Linked DNA regions of Homo sapiens: region 2 is linked to region 1. The links are chromatin loops, found by intact Hi-C in ENCODE. Cell type or tissue: lower leg skin. All regions are shown on one strand.

The links. A loop is a pair of places that touch in the nucleus more often than their neighbours do. Peaks named below come from ENCODE experiments on the same cell type or tissue, not always from the same donor. Only the 100,000 strongest peaks of a DNase experiment are listed, where the experiment ranks them.
Region 2: it touches region 1 in a loop (12-fold over the local background); 1 of 110 quality-filtered maps calls a loop at or near these places.

The regions. Positions count from the first base shown.
Region 1 is chr1:155,221,404-155,223,903 of GRCh38, reverse strand. It overlaps the pseudogene GBA1LP. Among named protein-coding and RNA genes, the nearest start is that of MTX1, 14 kb to the right of the region's middle. In lower leg skin, no CTCF peak of the experiment used is centred here; no DNase peak of the experiment used is centred here.
Region 2 is chr1:154,566,479-154,568,978 of GRCh38, reverse strand. CHRNB2 (cholinergic receptor nicotinic beta 2 subunit) reads right to left here and starts at 1,201. Exons shown (of 6, transcript NM_000748.3): 1 at 871-1,201. The coding sequence starts at 934. It overlaps LOC107985206 (a long non-coding RNA gene), which reads left to right and starts at 1,262. Exons shown (of 2, transcript XR_001738238.3): 1 at 1,262-1,555. RefSeq lists a silencer at 901-1,030. In lower leg skin, no CTCF peak of the experiment used is centred here; a DNase peak (open chromatin) is centred at 1,001.

The DNA.
Region 1 (2,500 bases):
AGTGAAATCATTTTTGGTGTCAGTAATCAGGGAGAGTAATATACCCTCAGGCCAGAAACTAGAGGTGAGTGATGGCTCACGCCTATAATCCCAGCACCTTGGGAGGCTGAGGCAGGTGGATTGCTTGACCTCAGGAATTCGAGACCAGCCTGGGCAACATAGGAAGACCCCATCTCTAAAAATAAATTTCAAAAATTAGTTGGGCATGGTGGCATGTACCTGTAGTCCCAGCTACTATGGAGGCTGAGGTGGGAGGATCCAATTGAGCCTGAGAGGTCAAAGCTGCAGTGAATTGTGATTGTGCCAAGACCCTGTCTCTAAAATAAAATAAAATTACAATTAAAAACTAGAGCTGAAAGGACAGGTTCTAGGTTAACTGGTAGTAGTTGTTCATTCATCTGTATAAAAAGTACTTTTTTGAGCACCTACTCTGTGCTGTGCATGGAATGAACAAATGTCTTTATTTGACTTGAACACAGACCATAGAAGTAACTAACAGTGGAACTGGGAGTGGCACTCTCCATGGGACCTAAAGACCTAGGAGCCTGTGATATGATACCTGTCAGTGTGAAAGGGCTGGAGTTTGCTATCTGAGCCAGACCTACACTCCAAGACAGGTCTTGCTGGGATGGGATCAAAATTGCTGCTGGGTCAGCCGAACTATTTTTGTACTTCTGCTTTTCACTTATATTTATGTCTTCCCTAGGTATATAGCTGTCTTTTTTTGTTTGCTTGTTTTTCTGAGTCAGAGTCTTGCTCTGTCACTCAGGCTGGAGTGCAGTGGCGCGTCTCGGCTCACTGCAACATCCACCTCGGGTTCAAACGATTCTCCTGCCTCAGATTCCCGAGTAGCTAGGATTACAGGTGCCCACCACCATGCCCGGCTAATTTTTTGTATTTTTAATAGAGATGGGGTTTAGTAGAGACAGGGTTTCACTGTGTTATCCAGGATGGTCTCCATCTCCTGACCTCGTGATCTGCCCGCCTCAGCTTCCCAAAGTGCTGGGATTACAGGCATGAGCCACTGCGCCCGGCCACTGGAGACCCCTTTTCTACCAAAAAAAATAAAAATAAATAAATAAATATATATATATATTTGTAAAGACGGAGTCTCTCTATGTTGCCCAGGCTGGTCTTGAACTCCTGGCCTCAAGGGATCCTCTTGTCTCAGCTTCTTAAAATGATGGGGTTACAGGCATGAGCCACCGTACCAGGCCTTAGCAAACTCTTTTTCAAGTGCTATACAAAGGGGACAGAGGAACGTGATTGTGGCCACCTAGTATGCCCCTATTGGCCACTGCAGTGAGGCCTAGGTGTTTGAAGAGAGGCACCTAGGGTAGTGGCTCTCAGGCACACCCTAGGGGCATTTTGGAAATTTGTGGGGCATCTTTAATAGAGACAATGATTAGGAGGCACTTTGAGAATTTAGTGGATGGAGCCCAGGAAAGGTAGACATTCTGCAACATGTAGTACATTCATACACAAGGAAGAATTCACTCATTTCACCTGACTTACAAATATAAAATCAAATATAAATCAGTAGGACTTTATTATAAAATATTGCAGAAAAGTTTCACAAGAATTTTTTGTAGAAAAAGCCCAATCAGGGCCGGGCATGGTGGCTCATGCCTGTAATCTCAGGACTTTGGGAGGCCGAGGCGGGTGAATCACCTGAGGTCAGGAGTTTGGGACAAGCCTGGCCAACATGGTAAAACCCCGTCTTGACTAAAAATACAAAAATCAGCCAGGCATGGTGGTGTGCGTCTGTAATCCCAGGTACTCGGGAGGCTGAGGCAGGAGAATCGCTTGAACCCAGGAGGCGGGGTTTGCAGTGAGCCAAGATCAAGCCACTGTGCTCCAGCCTGGGTGAAAGAGCAAGACTCCGTCGAAAGAAAGAAAGGAAGGGAGGAAGGGAGGAAGGGAGGGAGGGAGGGAGGGAGGGAAAGAAAGAAAAAAGAGAAGAGAGGGGAGGGGAGGGAAGAGGAGAAAAGAAGGAAGGAAGGCAGGAAGGAAGGAATCCAGTCGAGATCGTTAAATTTGTTGTAATTTTGTCTTTGGCACAATAAACATTAGTCCTTATTAAAACTAACTTTACTTAGAAAATAAAATAGAAAATCCTCAAGGACAAATCACATTGTACAGGAAATATGAAATGTGAAATAATATCCACCTTGGAAATTTTTTTTTTTTGAAACAGAGTGTTACTCTGTCTCCCAGGCTGGAGTGCAGTGGCACAATCTTGGGTCTCTGCAACCTCTGACTCCTGGGTTCAAGTGATTCTCGTACCTCAGCTTCCCAAGTAGCTGGGATTACAGGCGTGCACCACCACACCCAGCTAATTTTTGTATTTTCATTTCAGATGGGATTTTGCCATGTTGGCCATGAACACCTGTCCTCAAGCTATCCACTGCCTCAGCCTCCCAAAGTGCTGGGATTATAGGCATGAGCTACCGTGCCCAGCCACCCTGGAAAAATTTTACAAAATGAAGTATAAAAAGAA
Region 2 (2,500 bases), 650 kb after region 1:
ACCATTTACATGTGCAAATGACATTATGTGCCTCACGTAATGACATGTGACTGTGGTCACGATGCCATCCTCCCCTCTCCCTAAAGGCACTGGGTTGGAGTGGAATAGCTGGGCTGCCTAAGCTGTGGGTCAGGCATATATGTAGCCCCAAGTTTCACACACACAGCAGCCCACCCCTAGAGGTGGCCTGTAGGTGTGGAAAGCTCATTCAGTTGTGCATTCCCTTTGTACCTGCCCCTCCCCGGCACACTGCATCCCCCTCTGCAACTCTGCACGAACACACCCCTCCCCATCCCCTCAGAGAGTTCCTTCCTAGTCCTCAGCCTGGCAGAGCTTCTTCCCTTCCAAGCCTCCTGTCCCACCCTACAGGAGGGTTGAAAAGTCCGTTCCGTTTTCTCCCCTTCTCTGCCCCTGAGGGGTGACGAGAATCTGGAGCCCAATGTGGGGGATGGGAAACGATGGGGAGCCCGGGGAGGGGTGCTGGTCCAGGTACCTTTCTTGAGATAATGTTTCACAAAAAGTCAGATGGCATCTTAGCGCCCTCAGAGCCGGCCTCCTGCCACCCCAGGACGCCTGGGGAGATCCCCTGCCTCCTTGCTCTCTGTGCCTGCACCACCCCTACCACCGCTGGCCAGGTTTCCATCTCTTTCTTGCTTCACTTACTCCTTCGAGTATGTCTCGTTCCCAGTCCAGCCTCCCAGGTGCTCTCTGCAGTCCCGGGGGGCTCTCCCCTAACCTCCAGCAGACTCCCCCACCTCTAGGGAATCCCTTCTTCCACCTTCCGGCCTAGCAGGGGTGAGTCAGAGGGCGGCGAGTCTTGGGCCGTTGGCTGGGGTAGGAGAACCTGGCCAGTGCCCGTCTTTCCCTTACCTGAGCACAGCCGGAGGAGGCCGAAGCCAAGGAGCAGCGCCACGGGGCCGCAGCGCCGGGCCATGCCGCGGGCATAGCTCGCTGCCTCGCCTACACCGGCTGGAGCGCGCCGCCGGGGGGAGGGCCGCGGGTGGGGCGCTGTCCGTGGTGCTGAAGCCGCGCCCGCCTGGAGCTGGGTCCAGGTGGTGCCGGCCGCCGCGGTGGTTCCTGGGCCTCAGGGAGCCGGCTGCGAGGAGAAACCAGCTTCTTGCCTATCCTGGTATGAGCAGGCGGAGGCTTTTCCGGCTGCTCTTCCAGGGAATACAATTGGGACGGTGAGGGGGAGGAGTCTGCGCCCCGGAGGCGGAAACGCTGGGTCCCAGGAAAAAAAAGGGGGGTCCCCGGCTGGGATAGTCTTCGATTGGTTCTGCCGTGGTAGGGTGTGCGTGAGGTGGAAGAAGGGCTGTTCCTCCACGGCACGGTGGAGGAGTTCTGAAGTCCTAAAGTTGGGGCAGGACCTGCAGCATGGTCGGAGAAGGGGCAAGAGGCCCGGCGGGAAGAAGCAGCAAGAGTAAGACAAGTAGGTCAGGGCCTGCTTAGTACTGAGGGCCAGACGGCCAGAACGAGCGTCGGGAGACAGGAGGAGTGTCCGGGGTTTTCGCCCTCCTTTTTTCTCTTACCAAACCCAAATGGTCCTGCTCCCCAGGTAGGCTGAGGATACAGCAGAGAAAATGTGTTTAGCCCCTTAAAGAGATAGGGGGCTGTGGGTTTGCTATTTTTAAGAAAGCAAACGGCTTTGGAGTCTAAAAGGCTAAGCTTCCTGCCCTCCCACTGAGGGTCTACCTGAGGAGGTCTAGACTTGCCTGCAAAGAAGGTAGACTTGAGGGTAATAGTGGAAAGACAAGTAGCCCCTATTCATCGGCCTTCCTCACCCCCTTCTCTTGACTCCAGCTGTTGGCTTCTGTGTGACTAGGGAGATCAGAGACCACTCACAGAGGCCTGATCAAGAGAGAAGCTAACACAAAGGAGACCAAAGATGAGAACCCTGAACTCTTAGCCCCTTTTTTTCCTTCAGTGGGTTCGTTGTCACTTTCAACCAAAAGATTCCTGACTAAAGCAGACTTAGCATACAGCAAGGCTCTGTCCTGTTTTGTCCCTGCTTACTTCAACCTCATCTGGGTCACTCCACCCCCAGCTCCACATTCCAACTATTGGCAAGGTCTTCAGGATCCTTGAACATCTTATCCGTCCCATCATCCCCCACACTTCAGGGACTTAAATGCATGGTTCTCTTGGGCTCTTTTATAACCCATGTTCCCCTCATCACCTTCTACTTAACTTTGAGCATTTGGCAGGAATGTCAATTCCTTAAGGAAGCTGCGCCTGACCAAGAACTAGATCAGATACTTTGTTATATGTTTCCAGAGCATGTCCAATGAATAAATGAATCCACCTGAGGCAGTGGCTGCCTCTCTAGATTATGAATCAACACAGTGCCTGGCATATTATTATAAGGGCTCAACAGGTAAGGAAAAGGGCTAGTACTGGACTGACACTTTTTAATGTGTAGGGAAAATTTCTCTCTAAAAGCTCAGCTAGGGACCAGGAGAGGTGACTTAAGCCCGTAATCTCAGCACTTTCAAAGGCTGAG